Regions from separate parts of the Homo sapiens genome. Here all the other regions are linked to region 2. Evidence: chromatin loops called from intact Hi-C (ENCODE). Cell type or tissue: OCI-LY7. All regions are shown on one strand.

Region 1 (5,000 bases), 150 kb after region 2:
ATGTTCTCCATTGCCCAGACAGACCCACGCACCGACGTTGTGATCCATAAATTAAGTTAGCAACCATAGTAAGATAATTTGCCAATAATAACTTTTCACAGTTTCCTGCAGCATCAAAGTACAATCAACATGTCAGGTTCTGTTCTGCTGTGAGAGGAGAGAAACCTGTGAAAATGAGTTGGAGGTGGGGAAAGACAGATGACTGCGGTTTTCTTTGTAACAACAAGAAAACAACTCCCGCCCTCTACCTCCCACTGCTACGTTTGGTCCAGAGCCTCCAAGCAGGGACTTGTTTGGGCTAATGAAGGCCTTTTCCCATCTGGGACATTTGTTTTCATAGCAGAGGCGGCTGTTAATCAGCGTATTCCAAAAAAGCCAACGTGCTCCCCAGTTTGAGCGTGTGTTTCTGTCGCCCTGCTGCTGGGATTGTAATGGGATTTTCACAGCTGAAGAAGGCAGAGCCCCTCTTCACCAGCCCCTGCTTCCTGCCTTCAGGAAAAGGCATTTGTGAATGATTCTACATGACAGCAACATGTGCTTGACTTGAGGTCTGGTAATTGTTTTCACACTAATTTTTACTTGTGAATATCCCCTCTCCCCCGAGTCAGGCGAGTTTTTGAAGATAGATGCTAGATAGATAGATGATTGACTGACAGATAGATAGATAGATAGATAGATAGATAGATAGATAGATAGATAGACAGACAGACAGATAAAGAGATCTCCTGTGTTTCTATTTTTCAGGCATAAATAAATTTACTAAGAAGCTTCGAAATCCCTATTCCATCGACAATAATGAGCTACTAGACTTCCTCTCTAGGGTACCGTCTGATGTTCAAAAGGTATGTAATGAATGGTTACCACCAACAGTGGCCCCAACCTGAAATCTGGCCAGCCCCGGAGCCAGAGGAACACAAGGCTTTGCTTGTGTGAGTAATTGAGATAAGGAACCAGAAAATCCTTAAAGAGGCCTGGCTTGCAGAGAAGTGGCAGAAAAATCTTTGTCCAAAGCATGAGGTGATTGGGGGAAATTGTTTTGAAAAAGAGCTACTTAAGTATGATCTGGAACTCACACTGTGTGGCTACTGGGCACTGATGCTTGTCCCCTTTCGATTGCTTGCCTCCCTAAAGAGGATAAGATGGGCTCAGTGAGTAGAATTGCATGAGATCCAAACCCAGGGAGTGTTGCTTATTTTCTTCTTCCGGGTGGCAAGCATTTTAGGGGAAGTAGGGGACAAAAGGATTATTCTTTTTATTCTCATTTGCCCTGATTTATCTCCTAGGCCTCCCTTCTATCGTCTTCCCTCTGAAGACTTAGGGATGCTGAGAATGCAGCCCCCATTTACTGTAATACACAAAGAGGCAGAGGCAGTGTGAAATAATGTGAGATCAATCAGAAGTATTATTCACAGATAATGGTCACCTAGTCCAGCAGTGTCCTGTTTCTGTGGATACACAGAGATTAACGAAGGCAACAATACTAGAAAGTCGTGTAGAGTAGCTCGATCCTGGCCCCTGTGGATCAGCCTGCTATAAATCCAGAGGAAGGAGGGCAGGCGGCAGTTTCTCTAATGGAGAACAGAGATCACTGAATAGGTAGATGGGGAGACCATGGCGTGAAATATCATCAAGATGATCAAAGACACAATCCTTTAATATCTCAGAGAATCCCAAATCAAATATCGATTTTCATATTTGAGCCACTGTAGCATAATTGGTTCCCTGGCAGCTCAGGGAGGATTTCAAAGATCTGGGGCGGAAAAGCCTTAGAGTTTCTTTCCCCTTCATTCCGAGTTCTAGAAATTAAAATGGACTCTGTGATGCTATCTTCCTTTAAAATTCATTTCATAATTAGCTGTGAAAACACATTCTAGAAAGATGAATTTACTCTTTAACATTTGTATTACTTAATTAAAAAATAATAACCCGGCCCCTGTTTGTTTTGCATTGAAGATTGACAGGTATGTCATCCTCTGCTCCCTTAGGGCACCTTCGCAAAACACCATAAGGAATGGGGTGTTTTCTTCATTTATCTGCCTCTGACAAAGTACAGCCTGACTTCTGTGATCAGGCATAATGTCCTTGGGGAATTTGTCACAAATGCTAAAAATAGGGAGCACATGTGGTCTGTAATACAATGTTTTAAATAAAGCCATTCCACCAGCAGCCTATCAAAGCCCACACACCAAAGCAATATATTTGCAACGTACCATCACTTGGGTCGCAGTGTGAGTTCACACTGTATCCTTGAAGAACAGAAATTTCCCTCAAGCCCCCAAGGATTCTCTGTGCAGAGTCCAGTCACTAGCCCTCAAAGTGGCCATTCCAGTTGGAGATGGCATGAACACAGAGAGATGCAGCAAAAGAACATTCCAGGAAGATGTACAGTATGCTAGTAAGATCCTCCGTGTATCGCCAAGGGCGCTTTCTAATAACACAGTGACAGTTTGCCACTGGGGACTCCCAAGTACTCATATTTATCACAGATGTTTTAGTCATTACATTGCAAATGAAATTAATTTCCACGAGAAATCTATATAAAAGTCTGGGGTCCAGTATCAATTTCAGCATTTTTTCCTCTCAGGCAAAGTAAATGTGTATAATTTTCCGAGATGTTTTCCCCAAGATTTTAGATATTTTTAAACGAATAATCCTCAGTAAGTTGCTGTATCATATACTAAGATAAACATTCCCAAGAGGCAGTTATTAAGCTTACTTATGGTTGAAAACTGGCACACACAAAACGAACATCATCTAGCAGTGCCCAGCGAAGGTAGAAACCCACGCATCTCATTAGAAAAATCTGCTTTTAATATTTTGGTTTCAAGAAATGATGCATGACTTCTCAAATCCTTCCTGCAATTAATCCCTCCATGTTCCTGTGTTTAGAAAATGATTCATTACCTTTGAACCTTCCTTCCTTTGCCTTCGGTTGTCCTTGGGGAGCCATTAGCACACACTGTGGCGAGCTAGGGTTACCTAACCGCCAGCATCACGGCTATTTGTTTTCACAGGTGCAGTATGCAGAATTGAAACTCTGCAGCAGCCACAGCCCCCTGCGGAAGAAGCGCAGCGCTCTCTAGGGCACACACCGACTTTGGACAGCAGCACCCAATATTGTGTTTGGTTGAGTAGACCAATGTTATGGCTGTTTCAGTGGTACCCAAGGTGTCCTTCTGAAATGCATGCCCTGTGGCACCCTCTGTATACTTCCTCCTCCTTCACGTGCACAGACATACACACATGTGCACACACCCTCATGCATGGGTGTCCTAGTTGCGTAGAGGGTCAGCCCAGCGAAAAGCAACAACCCCAAGACTGTGAAAGACTAACATCCATTCTGAAATAGGAGATAACAAGGCTGCCATGGATCTGAACACCACCTTCCTTGAGAACAGCCAGGAGCCCACTTGGATTCAAGAGTGACTTTGAACTTGTTTTCACACCTCCAACAGACTCTCATTAAGATTCAGTTATTTCCGCTCCCCAGCCCCACACTCCTTTCAGATTATCGTTCATGGGCGTAAGTCTCTTCTCAGAGTTAACAAGTCTTTGGTAGTCATCCTCTGTCCAAATATTGTATATTATTAAAAGGCATTTTTAATAATTACCAGAATTAGCTCAAACCTTTAGGGATCTTTCAGCCATGATTATTAAGGATATGTATGTGAATTTTTGGGAAACCTCTCGGTGCTGGATGCCAGCCTACAGCAGGGTCCATTGCTGGCAATGGATGGCCCAGGAAGGTCCCTAGAGATCACTCACTTGAAAAATGAGGGTCCCATGAAAGTATTTGGTTGCCTTCTGATGCCACTTCTTCTCACTTTACTTTTTGCTTATTTTCAAAATATTATAAAATGTCAACATATAATTTCAGAAAGGCAGGTGGGGGTAGGGGAGAAATGAATGAATAAATTCTCTAGGTATTTAGAAAGATAAGAAACTGAAGACCGAGAGACTAATAAGGCTGCTTACCTAATTATTATAATCATTTCATTTGCCTGAATGTTTTAAGCAGGAAGTAGAAATACTTTGGCTGCCCAAATGTATCTTTTGTTCCTCTTAGAAGTAAAATAAGCTACATACAATAAAAATTTATTTCAGAACCCCATTTCTAGAAAATACCACCCCAGAGTCCTCATTTGATAGCATCTGTCTCCTGCAGACCTCATCATTCCACAGTATTTCCCTGCCATGTAAAAATCCTGACTTTGTGCGTATATAAAATGTATGCAATTAAGTCTGTTTAAATGATATTTAAGTTTTAAAGACTGTATTTTGTTGACACATACTTTGTGCAGTTTTTATGTATGTATGTATTATAAAAAAAGTTAAGGTTAAAAAGATCTCATTTAATAGTGAGTTCACTATTTTTTTTTTTTTGTCTCTGGGTTGTAATTTAATAATCTTCAAACAAAATGTTTACGAAAAATGCCAAAGATTCTAAATCTTATCATCCCGTGTCTGTTTTTCTTCATGTTGTATCTCACTGGGTTGCTTTCTGGCTGAGCCAGAATTCTGCATGATTTGATTTACTTCAAGTTAATGAAGCTGGCTGGAAAAGAGCCTTGCAGAAATTATAAAAGCTCCAGTAAATCTCGTAGTTGTACATACAATAGATACCCAAGAACCTCTTTTGTTAAACCAGTTACTCAATCTTCTGTGTAAACAATGCCTCATTGTCTTGCTTCTAACTATCATCTAGTTTATCATAGTCTGTCATTTTGTAACGACCTAAGTCAGACATTTTTAAACAGACATGTGAGATCTGATCAGTCATTTGAATGAAAACTTTCAGCAGCAAAATAACCCCTTATTTATTTAAAAGTGGAACCAATACTTTATTGTTGTTCTTTTGCTATAGAATTTCAAAATGAAATTATTTGCCCGACAAGAAGGCATCATTAGTTAGACTTGTTTCCTCTGTAGCCCGATTGAAATTCTCAGTGTTAAGTTTAGGACCCAAACACCAGCTGGGACGTAAGAGCAGGACCGAATCA
Region 2 (5,000 bases):
TGAAAGTGGATCATCATAAAAGCCTGCACCCTCATTGTCTTCACATCCAATTGGCTGAGGAGGAGGTGAAAGACCAGGGTTTGGTCTTGCTGTCTCAGGAGATGCAGAGGAGGACAAAAATTCTGTATAAGTGAACCCTTGCAGTTGTTCAAATGCATGTTTTCAAGAGTCACCTGTATTTTATTTTCCTATGTGGAATCATGTATTTAATTTTAAGTAAAAAACACGGATCTAATTAATCACATATTTTTTATTATGACAGAGGCTCCTTCAGAGTTATTCAAATGTGTTGCAACCTTGACCATGGAGGAGCAGCAGCTTTAGGGCCTTTAATTCCAATTGCACAGCCCCTGTTTTTGAATTTTTTTTTTTTTAGGGAGAAAAGCTATTTTGATGAATCACTCTCTGCTAAGGAAGGAGTTCTGCATTTTCTTCGGATTGTTACATAATCATTACTGTCTGTTACTTTCTGTCTAGAACATGGATTAGTAGACTTTTTATGGCTTTATGGGCTATAAGTGAAAATTAACTCTTGACATAGTGAGAAAGCAGCCATAGACAATAAACAAATGAACATAGCTGTTTTCCAATATAAATTTATTTACAAAAACAGGCAGTGGTCTGGATTTAACTGATGGGCCAAAGTTTGTTGACCTCTGCCTAGAATATCATGGTCTGATTTTTGGATTCTTGCTTTGAAAAACTGCTTTAAAAACATCTACAACAAAGATGGTATAATCTCATTAGGCAGTCATCAAGAGTTGAGGCTAATGCTTTCAGCGGAAGCATCTTGGAAATACGACATGAAATCATGCAGAAAAATCCGGAGATGTTGGGTAATAAAAAGTCATTTTCTTGCTATTTAACTCAGCAGTGGAGTGGAAGAATATGGTGTCTCCCTTAGGAAAAGACAGCTCACAAACCCCAAGAAAGGATGTTAGAAAGTGCTTAGAGGGTATGTGATTGAGCATAGGAAGTTTTTGGTGACTTTGCCCACGAGGAAACACATGCAGAAAAGGTCTCAGATACCAGAGTTCCCTGTCTCTGCTGTGATGCCGTCAGCGAGAGGCTGGGAAATAGGCTTCACTGGCATAAAGAGCTGTGAGGTTTTATCTAAATCACTCCCTTCCCTGGTTCAAACACAGAGCTGGTATGTTAAGCAGGTTATCAAGGTGGGATTTGGAGATTTTTCTGGGAGTTTTGGTGAAGATTGCTGAACTACACCATTGTTAATTGTTCTTTAGAAAGACTCACAAGGAAGTCTGGCTTCAGAACAATGGGCAGGTTTAGCAATGGTGTTGGGAAAGGGGTAATGTTGTATAGTTGCCACCAGGACACCTCAGGGTCTTTAGCTGTGGCCTCTCAGTGTGTGTATGTGTGCAGACTTAAAAAAACAAAAACCTATGGGTAATGAAAAATGAAGTTGGTGGGAGACTAAGAACTCCCTGTCTTAAGCATGCTTAATACCCATGAATAATCATGGGCACAGAAGACTATCATGGGAGGCTGAGAAGTTTGGATCAGGTAGCTCTGGAAGTGTGGCCACATTTAGAAGATTGTTCCTTGCAGGTGGTTTTCCAGTTCTTCAAGAATTTCCTTTGAATCTTTGGCATGTGGGCCTTCAGCCTTGACAATAGGAGGTCTGGTATTGGGGAGCTCAGGAGTAAACTAAGCAGCCCTGTTATTATTACTGTTATTATTTATTGTTGGATGACTTTGGCTGCTGTAGTGGTCTTTCTAAGAACGAGTCTTACTCTGATGCTGTCAATGGTCCAGGCATGGCATTGAGCTCACCTTCGTTAGCAATCCGCATAGGAAGAATGGCCGCCATCTTCCTGCATGTCTGCTGTCTCAGCCATTGCCTGTGTGTTGTGTTCATCTGACCCTCCCTGTCCCCTCTTCTATTTCTCTCATCTTTCTTTGCTCTTTCTACTCTCCTTTTCTTCATCCTAACGTTTTCCTTTTATTTCCTTATATTCCCCATTTCCTTTCCATTATTTTCCGGGATGTTATACAAGATGTATTGTTTTCGACCAAATAGGACTTACACTTGTTTTAAGTTCTCGATCTGAGTAGCTCTTGGCTGTCTTAAACTTTGAGACTGGTAAAGCAGAAGAAATATGTGAGCAATCGCCTTTAATTCCAACTGCTTCATGATTTGGTTGATGCATGGAGGAAACTGAACCCTGGGTCCATTTCCCATGGGAAGGAATGTGGCCGAGGAGGAGGTGTTCTGGCGTCTTAGAGCTGGTCTTATGCTCCAGGCCTGGCTTGAACTTCAGCCTTGCGATATGGGCAGGTCTCTCGTCCTGTGCAAAATGCTCAGCTCATACCCTGTTGGCTCGTAGAGCGCTAATACGTGGAAAACAATAGCCCTCGCTTTAAAACCCTGTGCTTTGCTGTAATGTTAGGCCGCTGTAGTAGTTTACCACTGTGGGCTGAGGGAATACTGTGTTGCTGGTGCCCTCTTGTGGCCACTCTGTAGCGTTGCAAAAGGAAAAGAAAAGTTAATGGAAGTTCGCTGTCACATTACTAGGGCCGTGAAAATCACTTCAGCTGTAGGTTGAGGTTTGATGGTCTTTTTTGATGCGAGTTTTAGTGGATGAAAATAAATGAACACTCATTCAGAAAACTGCTCTCTTTCTCAATTTCCAGCACAGGTAGATATCTGACGTTCGTTTCTAGAGCAATGGCAGCTTTATATGCAGATAATGGAAAAAAATGTGCTACATAAGTCAAGTTCATATTTAAAAGGAGTAGTTCAGAGAAAAAATTTAAAGATCTCTCGATACTGTGAGAATTATGCTATGTAATCGCTGTTACATAGCATAATTTTTACTATTATTAAATAATTGTTATCTTATTGTTTATTATATTATTATTCAATTATTGTTGTTTAATAAATTACTAAATTGTTACCAAAAAGTTAAAATGACTGATTTAAGTCCTGGTTTTCTTTTGCTATTTAGCAGGCTAATTTTTATGATGTTGCTAGAACTCTGTATTGTATACTGAGCAGCGGTGTAGCTTCCCAACAGGTGTGTTCTGAATGGGATGTACTGAAGTATTCATTCTGGCAGCCCTCTGGGCACCTCTGTTAGGCTTGGGCCACCATAAACCCTGCTGTGCCCTACAGACATCATTTTGTTTTGTGTCATGATGTGACGTGCTGAAGAGTGCTGGATGGTGGGTGAGGGTTATGCGTGGGCTTTGGACATGGACCACCGGAGTTTGGATTCTAGCTCAGACACGGTCTAGCCATGAGCCTGCTAGGCTTGCGGTAGGATTAACCTGGTGTGTGTGCTTGTGGAGACTTGGTGGTGGTCGTGGGGCGGGGCCGTGAGGTGGGTGGAGCTGAAACAGTCATATGCAATAAACATTAGCTGTTACTATTGCCGTGTGAATTGTCATAGTTATTCTTGGTATAGTTATTCTAGTTTGGGTTTTGTTTTTGCATTTCGCCTGTGGGAACAGGAATGACTTTGTGATTTCCCCATCCTTTTTATCGTGGGCTTATCTTCCCAGTTTCCTCATCAATTTTTGTACTTTTTGTGTATCTTTTTGCTCTTTTACTTCTTTTGAGATAAAAGTTCCTCCCCCTGCCGCCACCACCACCTCTAACCTGGGTGGTGTGAGGGTTGTGAAAGGTGTTTTCTTGAGGTCAGGTCTTATTTTCTGTGAAACAGGAGAAATGAGAGACTCTTTTAAAAGGCACCTTATTTGAATAAAGACTCTGTCGTGGATTGAGGTTTAATTTTCCCCATCATAAATTTGACCTAGAAAATGCCCCTTCATGAGTAAAACTGGTGTTGACGAAGGCACACCACTAGGCCTTACCGAAATTCTGAACCTACTCTACTCCATCGCTCCGATTTTTTTTTTTTTTTTTTTTTTTTTTGAGACGGAGTCTTGGTCTGTTGCCAGGCTGGAGTACAGTGGCGCGATCTCGGCTCACTGCAACCTCTGCCTCTCTGGTTCAAGTGATTCTCCTGCATCAGCCTCCCGAGTAGCTGGGATTACAGGCATGCGCCACCATGCCCAGCTAATTTTTGTATTTTTAGTAGTGATGGGGGTTTCACCATGTTGGCCAGGATGGTCTCGATCTCCTGACCTTGTGATCTGCCTGCCTCAGCCTCCCAAAGTGCTGGGATTACAGGCATGAGCCACCGTGGCTGGCCCGCCCCGATTTTTAAAATCTATTTTTCTTTCTAAAATGAAAGAGAATCTGGCTTTTAAATGTTTGGTTACCTGGTGTTTTCTCTCTACACATTTTTCTCTGTATTATAAAAACTTTATTTTGGAGAAGAAATTAAAAGCTTAGGGCACCATACTTTGTTCAGTCAACATTCTGAATTAAGTTTGTTCAAAATTTGTAACATTAGGAATAATGCCACAACAAACGTTCTTATACCTAAATCTGTGTGTACAGGTTACTTTTTCATATATTTGCAAGTGAGTTATTTATTCAGGTGGATTGCATTTTTTGTGTTATATGATCTGAGCATTTCAAGATTCTCATTAAAAAATTGCCAATTTACTCTTGAGAAAGACCTATTTGTTGACCTACTGGTGTGTGAAAGTGGGCCACTTTTTGTTTCTCACCTACCTTGTTATGTGGAATATTATTGTTACTTTTTTTTTTTTTGAGACTGAGTCTCGCTCTGTCACCCAGGCTGGAGTGCAGTGGCATGATCTCAGCTTCCTACAACTTCTGCCTCCTGGGTTCAAGCAATTCTCCTGCCTCAGCCTCCTGAGTAGCTGGGATTACAGGCATGGGCCACCACGCCTGGCTAATTTTTGTGTTTTTAGTAGAGATGGCGTTTCACCCTGTTGGCCAGGCTGGTCTCGAACTCTTGACCTCAGGTGATCCCCGCCCCACCCCCCCCCAACCTCGGCCTCCCAAAGTGCTGGGATTACAGGCATTAGCCACCGTGCCTAGCCATATCTTTGTTAATTTGATAGAAGGAAAGTGTTGTCTTGTTTTTTTCTTTAAATTGTTT
Region 3 (5,000 bases), 160 kb before region 2:
ACTTCATCTTCTTTGTTGCAGAGATCTCTGAGGCTCATTTCCAAGAACCCACATAATCCAAGAAAGAGGAAATCCCAGAGCAATTTGGCTTTGGTTTTTCTGCAATAGATCAAACAAAACATAACAAGCCTCACCTGCCCCTGACTGCCTTTTGCCCTGGGTGTACATATCCATGTGTTTGTGTGTGTGTGTGTGTGTGTGTGTGTATTAAATACATTTTCCTGCTGTTTCTATTCTTTCATTATCATAACAGAAAGATAACAGAGCCTGAATAACACAAGACCCTGGAGACCTGTTAGATTAAAAGCTCATGGAGTGCTTTAACCAGTTTTATAGTTGTTATAACGGTGACGAAAACATTCAGAGAGCTAAACCCACGGATATATATATATGTATGTGTATATATGTATGTATATATGTATGTATATATGTATATATGTATGTATATATGTATATATACATGTATATATATGTGTATATATACATGTATATATATGTATATATGTATGTATATATGTATATATACATGTATATATATGTATGTATATATGTACATGTATATATATGTATATATACATGTATATATATGTATGTATATATGTACATGTATATATACACACATATTATATATAAGCCCTGTGATTTCTCATTTATAAATGAGGCCTATTATTTCTCATTTATAAATGATCCCAATGGTTTTTATCTCATCAGGCTGTTTTGAAGCATAAATAAATAAGCAGATGTTCACATATCCAATACATGCGTAGTATAGACATAATACTACATGTGCAAGATCTGTCAGAGTAGATGAATGTGAATTCAGGTGTAGTTTCTGCTTGGGGTGAAGGAACGTTGGGAGGCTATACTGTTTCATGGGAAAAAACACAGGCAATGTTGTCACATCAACCTGGATTAAAACCATTACTTTATCACATACTAGTAAGCTTCTTAATCTATCTGGAACCCCTATGTATAAAATAAACTGAATACCTACTTAACAGAGTTGTTGTCGTGTAAAATGCTTGAATGCCCAGCAATTGAAGCAGATTGGCATAGAGGGGCAGGGCCTGGGCAGAACAAGCATGTGAAGACCTCCTTCTGTGCCCCTTCAGCTCCTTGTCTCACCATAAACCTCAGAAATGCAATGATGCTACCAAGAAAGCGTGCAGCAGCCACCACGAAAAGCTTTGATTTCCTCCTCTTTCTATTGCTCCTTCTCTCTCCTTGGGACTCACGCTAAGAACTTGAACTGTATGATTTCATATCACTTAAGGAAAAAAAAGGAATATTAGGGAGTTCAAGGGGCAGCCACTTGGCAAACATGAAAGCTTGCTTCGGAACATCTTTATAAGCCCCATTTTCATCCAGGTGCTCCTGAGAGCTGCCCCCTGCAGAGCTAACAGAGGCTTCAAGTCCACGCTGCTCATATCCCTTGGCAGCAATTAGAGAAACTGCCCTTCAACATGGGCTTTATTTTATCCTGTGATTGCTAGGGAGAGCTACAAACAGCATCCAGCAGGCAGCGATAGCATTACCTGTTATCATTGTCATTTTCTATTTCATTTATGTTCAACCGCCTTAAATACCGGAAAAGCAGTTTTACTTAAAAGGCTTGGCCCTGCACTTCCAGGTTTATCAGAATAAAGCAGAAACCAAGCTGGAGAGTTTTAAGGGCACAGGAAAAAAAATTAACACCGTTTGGAGACAGGAGGCTTTGAATTATAGTGGGCAAAGATAGCTGGGTTCTGCTTAAGACTTTAAGCATCCAAATAGGTGCATTTAAAATAAATGCCCCCACAGACTTCATCTGAACCCTCATGCCTTTTGTGATCAACATAAAGCAAGCCTCTCAGCAGTAGCTCTCATAAATTCCAAGGATTAATCCACACAGATTGCATTTGGGATACAACAGCAGGTTCGGATGAAGAGCGGGTAGTTTTGTCTGAATGCTTTTCGCTCAGTTAGTAGCAGGACAGCTATCTGTTTTTTGAGACTTAAATTTGGAAATAACTGTCATTTATTGGGTACTTTAATGGGCTAGGTGAGGCCTGTTCAAGGACTTTAGATGGAATTTCATTTAACTCGTACAAAATCTTGTAAGTAGCATTAAAGACGAAGAAATCAAGACTCAGAGAGATAATTAACTTGCTGAAAATCAAATTGCTGGTAAGTAATGGAGAGCCAAAATTTAGGTAAGAAGGGATATCAGAGTCAAGGTGACAGCAGATGTATCTTACTCAAAAACATCATTCCTCTTCCACCAGGCCATACCTTTGACATATGCAAAATAAATATTGCCAAATCTAAGATGCCATCAGTTGTGAGATGCTCTGTCATGTATCATAAAGAAAAGACAAAAAAACTTGTCAATTAAACTGATTCCAAGACACATTCTAATTTCAGATGTAAAATGTGAGGAAAAAAGTGTTTTTAAAGAGCCGTGAAAAAATGGTAATTAAAAAACTAGGCTTAAATGTAAACAACAAAAATGGTAATTAAAAACTAGGCTTAAATGTAAACAACAAAAATGGTAAGTAGAAAACTAGGCTTACATGTAAACAAAAAAATGGTAATTAAAAAAACTAGGCTTAAACGTAAACAGTAAAGAAGTAATACGCAGGCCTAGCTGGAGGGCAGATTGATGATACACAAGGCACATTCTTGTTACCTCTGCTTTCTCCGAAGCTGAGAATAAAATCCAGATTCAATCATTGCCGTTTCTGTATTCTACCTGCAGGGGGCAGTGCAGGCTACTGTATGTGGCCTTTGGCCTCACTGGGAAAGGGTTTCAGAGGATCAGGGGCAGTTGGAGAAATTTTTTTCACTTCTTTTATTTGTATTTGCTGTTTCTGAACTGATTTGAATCACAGTGTCATTTCTGTTGCGCTTTCCTTCTCCTTCTTCTCCTCTCTGATGTCTTCTCTCTCCGCATTTACTCTTTTTCTCCCAAGATTCCCAAAGTCTGAAACAGCTCTACTTGCAGTGAAAAGAAATGCGTCCCCCTTTTCCTTGCACTTCTAATCAGACGTTGACGGATTAGCTAAAGGCGGGGGGAAGCTGGTGTCCTGATTATTCTATGTGCCCATTTATCTGGAGAATGTTTCTCAGGTAGATCTTCCTACCTCTTGATGTACTTGATGAAATCTATTTCTATCACTTTCCTCCTAAAACCCTCAAATACCCCGTCAAATCCCATAGGATAAGTCTAAGCATGGAAATCTATCTTAGCCTGTTTCTCCTACCCTGTTCTGCACCACTACACCAGGCTGCAGCCCGTGAACACATACTGTGTCCATTCCCAACTCCGGGCCTTCACTTATGGCTGCCTTCTCTCTGAAATGTCCTTCCCCTATTCTCTGCTCATAAAACATCATGCTCACTCATCCCTCAAAACTCAGTTCAAGTTCCTTAGTGAAACCTTCTCTCACTTGAACTTCACAGCCTTCCACATACATCCCAACCATCTTAGCAGCCTTCTGTGCACAAGCTCATTGGCAGGCTGTCACTCTAGCAGCTATCAATGTGGCAATCTTCCTCTTTCGTTCTTATTTATATCTGTTTTCCCATTACATAGCACAGGGCTGGAATGATGGTAGGTACTCAATTCATATTTATTAAATTCATAATCGAATGGCTCTTTTCTAAAATACACTACTTCTGATATATCCTAGGTAAGTTATCTTTAACTTGTACACATTTAGGTCACCCGGAAAGCTCTTGAAACTCCTCATAAACAGACCCCACCCCAGACCAATGAAACCAGAACTTCTGTGGATGTAGCCCAGGCATGAGCATCTTTGAAAGTTCTCCAGCTTTCAAGACGCAACCAAGGCTTAGAATTACTGCCATTGCAGTGATTTACAAAATGTGGTCCCAAGGCCAGCCATATCAACCTTTTATGGTAAAGGCAAATTTTTAGGACTCACCCAAAACCATAAATGCAGAAATGGCTGGGGAGTTTGGGAGTGGTGGCTGGGGGGCGGGGGGGGGGGCAGGGTAGCAATCTGTATTTTAAGAGACCATTTATTTAGTCAACGCATACTACAGTGTAAGAACCACTGCCTCGTCCTGGCGTGGCTCACGCCTGTAATCCCGTTGTGTCCGGAGTTGGTTCCTCCATGCCTGTAATCCCAGTGTGTCCGGATTTGGTTCCTTCCAGTAGGTTCGTGGTCTTACTGACTTCAAGAATGAAACCGCGAACCTTGCTGGTGAGTGTTACAGCTCTTCAACGTGGCAGGGACCCAAAGAGTGAGCAGCAGTAAGATTTATTATGAAGAGTGAAAGAATAAAGCTTCCCCAGCAAGGAAGAGGACCCTACCACGTTGCCGCTGCTGGTTGGGGTGGCCAGCTTTTATTCCCTTATTTGTCCTCCCCCCATGTCCTGCTGATTGGTCCATTTTACAGAGCGCTGATTGGTCCATTTTACAAAGTGCCAATTGGTCCATTTTACAAACCTCTAGCTAGCTACAGAGTGCTGGTTGGTGCATTTTTGCAGAGCACTGATTGGTGAATTTATAAACCTCTTGTAAGACAGAAAAGTTCCCCAAGTCCCCACTGGATCCAGGAGGTCCAGCTGTCTTCGCCTTTCAGTAGGACTTTGGGAGGTTGAGGTGGGCGCATCCCCTGAGGTCAGGAGTTCGAGACCAGCCTGGCCAACATAGTGAAACCCCGTCTCTACTAAAAATACAAAAATTAGCTGGTGTGGTGGGACGTGCCTGTTATCCCAACTACTCGGGAGGCTGAGGCAGGAGAATTGCTTGAACCCAGGAGGTGGAGGTTGCAGTGAGCCAAGATAGTGCCACTGCACTCCAGCCTGGGCAACAGAGCGATACCCCGTCTCACACCCACACAAAAATACTAAAATAAAAAAAAAAACCCACTGCCTCCGAGATTCACTTTAAATAATGTTGCAATGTTTTGTGTGAATGAATCCTTCCTCCACCTTGTTCCGATTTTATTCTGGGCACTATTTCTTCCATATACTTACAAACAAAAAGCAG
Region 4 (5,000 bases), 66 kb before region 2:
AAAAACATGCCTGTAGGCCAAGGAAGGGACGTTGCATCTCGTGAAGAATCCTGGGATATTTGGTAGGAGAGAGTGGAGGAGGGCTTTGGGCTTATGCTGAGTGGCATTAAGGGTGGACCAGCAGAAGCCGTGGTCAACTCTGTACTGAGTGCTATTCTGAAGCCGAGGCAGTTTCACAATTGAGTATCCTAGTGATCTTTGCTCAGGAAGCAGGGGAAATGAAGTAGAGCTAGGAAAGTTGGTAGGAATGAAAGAAATCATTCAACAGTAGGGAGTTATTACATTGTTTAGCAACTATGGAATGCTCTTAGGAAAATTTTTTTTGTTGACTTTACAGTTGTACTTACTTCTGTTAATGAAGCACAATCTGATTTTTAGCAGGGATGACTTTTATTTACTCAGATGTCGCATAAAAACTTTTGTCTTTTCCTCACAGCTCCATTTTGGTGCTCAGAATTTTCTTGACATCTGTAGGCTGAAAATCCCAAATGCAAAAACCTGAACTACAAAATGTTGCAAAATCCAAAAGCTTTTGAGTGCAGACATAATGACACAGGTGGAAAATTCCACACCTGACCCTGTGTGATGGGTCACAGTCAAAATGCAGCCGAAACTTTGTTTCATGTGCAAAATTATTGAAATATTGTATAAAATTACCTTTAGGCTATGTATATAAGGTGTGTATGAAACATTAATTTAGTGTTTAGACTTGGGTCCTGTCCCCAAGACATCTCATTATGTATATGCAAATGTTCCAAAATCTACAAAAATCTGAAATCAGAAATACTCTGGTCCCAAGCATTTTGAATAAGGGATACTCAACCTGTAGTAGGAATAAAATATACCACCCTCCTCCCCATGTCTGTTGGATGAATAACAACTTTTATTGATGATATACTAAACTTTGTCCTTAAGCTGTTCTCCTACAAAATATGGGACTCCTTTCAGATAGCCAGTCTCAGTACATAGCTGCAAAACTTTGCATGATGTTGTTTAAATTGAGAGGCTATTTTGATGTCATGAGTGAGTATCAGGAAGGCAGACCATCACAAGAATTGGGTCTTTTCTGTGAGCAAGAGACTTAGAGAAGTAAGGGACCTTTCTGAAAAGAAGCACAACTTGCCCATGTTCCTCTTTCCTGAGTGGACCCAACAGGCAGTGGTTAATGTGAGATACGGTGTATAGTTTTGTATTTCCAGCAATGCTGAAATCTGAATAACCAGGAAGCTAAAAATGAAGAAACAAATCATAAATCAAAGAACCTTTGATACTTCTCCTTCCTTCCACTGGTCTTCTTCCTTGGACTCGTCCTGCGTGGAACATATTCCACACAGCAGACACTATGATCCTTTGAAAATCCATGACAAATCAAATCAATCAATCCTCTGACCAACCTTCACCTCCTCTCCTCCCTGACTTCCCAATTCACTTAAAATAAAACCTCAAGTCTTTGCTGGCCCTCATCCCTTCTCTGACATCATCTTATTCTGTCACTGATAGATCAGGCAGATCTGGCTCTGTTGACCTCTTTGCTGTTAGAAGCAAGGAACATGTTCTGGCTTTGGGGCTTTGCATGGATCCATTCCTATTTTTGGAATCCTCTTTCTCAAATAGTGTTTCTCATTCTTGTCACTTAAGTCTCTGCTCACATGCTCCCTCATCCTCTGTGGGATGGCTTCATCCCTCTTCAAACATATATATCCTCATGGGAACACTAGCTTCCCAAAGGCAGGACCCTTGTCTGATTTGACCACTGAGTTGATGAATTTGTAAGAAGCCAAGTCAGGCTTTGAAAGCAGATTCCTAGCATCCATTGAAAGGAGGAATTTTGAGGGTAGATGCTAGATTAGACAAAATTCAACCTTATCTCCCATATATTTTGCGTGTGGTAACAGTGGTGTATGTTCCCTACAATGCCCTGGTAGCATTACAAAGAAAAATTGTTTGGGCTTTTTCAGAACTATCACATTTTAAAAATATTTGTTGTCATTTTCTTTGTTGTTTTTTTTTTTTTTTTTTTTTTTTTTTTTTTTTTTGAGACGGAGTCTTGCTCTGTCACCCAGGCTGGAGTGCAGCGGCATGATCTCGGCCCAATGCAGTCTCTGCCTCCTAGGTTCGAGCGATTCTCCTGCCTCAGCTTCCTGAGTAGCTGGGATTACAGGTGTGTGCCACCATGCCCAGCTAATTTTTGTATTTTTAGTAGAGACGGGGTTTTACCATGTTGGCCAGGCTGGTCTTGAACTCTTAACCTTGTGATCTGCCCTCCTCGGCCTCCCAAAGTGTCAGGATTACAGGCGTGAGCCACCGTGCCTGGCCCATTTTCTTTTTTAAGATGGAATCATGCTCTGCCGCCCAGGCTGGGGTGCAGTGGTGCGATCTTCTCAGGGCTCACTGCAACCTCCATCTCCTGAGTTCAAGCAATTCTCTTGTGTCAGCCTCCTGAGTACAGCACCTGCCACCATGTCATTTTTTTTTTTTTTTTTTTTTAGTAGAGATGAGGTTTTACCATGTAGGCCAGGCTGGTCTCGAACCCCTGACCTCAAGTAACCTGCCTGTCTCGTCCTCCCAAAGTGCTGGGATTACAGGTGTGAGCCACTGTGCCTGGCCACATATTGAACATTTATGTGCTCAAATCCCAGGAGGGTTTCTAATTCCTTGGTTACTTAATAATGTCACAACTAAATGAATGCTTCAGTTATCCAGATTTCTCTAAGCCCAGGTTATGGTAAACAGATTTATTTCTATATTGTGAGTTTGAATTTCTTTTCTAATTATGAGTGACTCCTCTCTCAAAGGACATGCAAATCTTTTTATCCTGCCTCTGCCCCATCACCTGGGTCCACAAAAAAGCATCTGTGTCTACTTCTGAAAATGCAAATTATTTGAATGTGCCAGAGTAAGTAAAAAGGAAGTGGTGCATGCATGGTGTAGTTTGTAAATGTAAGAGTGACTTGAGACAGATGAGATCCTTTATTGAAATTAATAGTTAATGAATTTTCCCAAGAGAAACACCATTTAGTAGAGGTGACAATGGTAGTTACCGAAAACCCTATTTAAATCACGCTTGCCTTAAAAAACTAAAAACCAAAAAACCAAAAAAATCTTGTCTATTTCATCTTGTCTGGTTTGCATTATGTTCATTACCTGATTCTTCTTTCTAAAAGGAGAGATACAGTTCTGAAAATAGTTATTGCCTAAAGGGAGAAAACAAATTCTTTTCCTGGTATTGCAGTTTTGTTATTTGTTTTCCAACAGGTTAAAGGATTTAATTATTCAGATGCTCTAGAACTGTTCTCTGCATATTCTTTTGATCATACGCCCTATCAAGCAGGTACTTTTTGAGCAGACACACCCAATATATAAGTTTACATATTTACTTATAAATTATGTACATGTACTATGGTGCTGATAATATATATACATTATTCAGCATACACTAAAATAGAGATTAAAAGAACACATTAAGTCAGTGTGAATGGAAGTTCCAATATTTTCTTCCTACACTCTGTGGCTATGCTGGACTCTCCCTGGGCCATGCTCACTCAGTTCACTCTGGGGACCCCCTTCACCCCACCCAGCCTAGTCCAGGTCATGGGATTGCAGGACCTGAATAAAAACACACCATTAGTACTCATACTCTGCCTAGGGAGGCTAAGGGAAGAAAAGTTTGCTAAAGGTCCTGAATAAAGCTCATCGAACTCCAAATTCTTCACCTTTAAAGAGAACATGCTACAGTGCACAGCCTGGCACCTGGGGCAGAGTGGTGATCAGGAAGGGGAAATTGATGTTCTCCTCCTATTTCTGCTGCTGTTCTGTTACTGCAGCTGTTAACTGCTAGTTCATAAATCTTTTATCTAAAAATTCACAATTCAGAAACTTTTGCAAATGGAAAGGATTTTGTTTGTAAGAATCCTTACCAGGGTTTGGTAGCAAACTCTGACTTGGACTCTTGTGTAACTATTTCTGTTCTATGTAGTAGTTATATATCCCATTAAGTTTGAATTGTGATATGTTTGATGATGAAATACTGTCTCCAAACCATTTAGGGTATTGTGTAATATATGATACACTCTCTAAATTCTTAAATTTCTGAACTCCAAAAACAAACCTGGCCCAAGGTTGGTTTAACCTCTGTGATGATTATTTCTACTTTGAAGCTTGTTGCCCTTTTGTTCAGGTTATTGCTGTATGATCATTTGGTGAAGGATACTGCTTTTTGATGGACATGATCGCTTGTAAAGGCTTCCCCAGGTCTCTACTGTAGGGAAGAGTGCGCCTGTCCTGATTCAGTCATTTGTAAACTATTGTTATTGTTTGGACAGGAATAGCAGATGGCTTAGTCTCACCCTTGTGCACTGAATGCCCTCCACATCACCATGTAATTGTCCTTTCCAGATCATACATTGGGTAAGGAACCTTCTGATCTCTGCCCTGTTCTTAATCTCCTTCAACCACTTTCTCTTCCCCTTTGGCTGTTCACCAGTGAGGTCATTTGCTTTATCTCTGGAATATATGAAAAGGCTCCACCTGTACCTCTCATGTTGTCTTCTCACTTCTGTTTTCTCTACCCAAGGAACCTTGAGTGCCTTTCCTGGGGATTCTGGCCACGGAAACTTCTCCTGTTCCTCAGGGGCAATAAGGGTATGCGAAAATTCCTCCCCGACTCAGGATCCAGTGGGCTTGCCATGGTGCATTCAGAGGCTCTGCCATCTCTTTAGCATTCCTTTCCAGGCTGCAGTCTACCCCCTGAGTCCAGCCCACTCAACTTTCTTGTTCAGCTTTGGCATCATCTCATGATTGGAGGGTGCAGCCTTCATTGATAGGCTGGCATTCTTTCCAGAGTGACAGTGCCAACTCTCTTCTTCTTTCTGCCCTCTCGTCTTCTCTCATGGGCCACAGAGTGGTTGGGAATACAGGTTGTGGGCAGACAGTAAATGGGGCTTCCAACACCATATTAAGGACTTTGAACTTGTACAAAGTTTATCTGCAGGAGCCATTAA

The links. A loop is a pair of places that touch in the nucleus more often than their neighbours do. Peaks named below come from ENCODE experiments on the same cell type or tissue, not always from the same donor. Only the 100,000 strongest peaks of a DNase experiment are listed, where the experiment ranks them.
Region 1: a loop joins it to region 2, with 5 times the contacts of the local background. A loop is called at or near these places in 3 of 110 quality-filtered maps.
Region 3: a loop joins it to region 2, with 8 times the contacts of the local background. A loop is called at or near these places in 97 of 110 quality-filtered maps.
Region 4: a loop joins it to region 2, with 3 times the contacts of the local background. A loop is called at or near these places in 4 of 110 quality-filtered maps.

What each region holds. Positions count from the first base shown.
Region 1 is chr15:94,475,952-94,480,951 of GRCh38, forward strand. It overlaps MCTP2 (multiple C2 and transmembrane domain containing 2), which reads left to right. Exons shown (of 23, transcript NM_001385001.1): 22 at 745-842; 23 at 3,015-5,000. The coding sequence ends at 3,083. Among named protein-coding and RNA genes, the nearest start is that of LINC02852, 110 kb to the right of the region's middle. In OCI-LY7, CTCF peaks have their summits at 3,078 and 3,280; a DNase peak (open chromatin) is centred at 3,010; H3K4me3 peaks cover 1,244 bases; H3K27ac peaks cover 1,516 bases.
Region 2 is chr15:94,321,941-94,326,940 of GRCh38, forward strand. All of the region lies in intron 4 of MCTP2 (multiple C2 and transmembrane domain containing 2), which reads left to right. Among named protein-coding and RNA genes, the nearest start is that of MCTP2, 93 kb to the left of the region's middle. In OCI-LY7, CTCF peaks have their summits at 2,465 (motif pointing left) and 2,691; a DNase peak (open chromatin) is centred at 2,431; H3K27ac peaks cover 322 bases.
Region 3 is chr15:94,161,673-94,166,672 of GRCh38, forward strand. No RefSeq gene overlaps it. Among named protein-coding and RNA genes, the nearest start is that of LINC01581, 56 kb to the left of the region's middle. In OCI-LY7, CTCF peaks have their summits at 2,727 (motif pointing right) and 2,926; a DNase peak (open chromatin) is centred at 2,759.
Region 4 is chr15:94,255,569-94,260,568 of GRCh38, forward strand. All of the region lies in intron 1 of MCTP2 (multiple C2 and transmembrane domain containing 2), which reads left to right. Among named protein-coding and RNA genes, the nearest start is that of MCTP2, 27 kb to the left of the region's middle. In OCI-LY7, no CTCF peak of the experiment used is centred here; DNase peaks (open chromatin) are centred at 2,423, 2,843, 3,843, 4,483 and 1 weaker place; H3K4me3 peaks cover 4,778 bases; H3K27ac peaks cover 5,000 bases.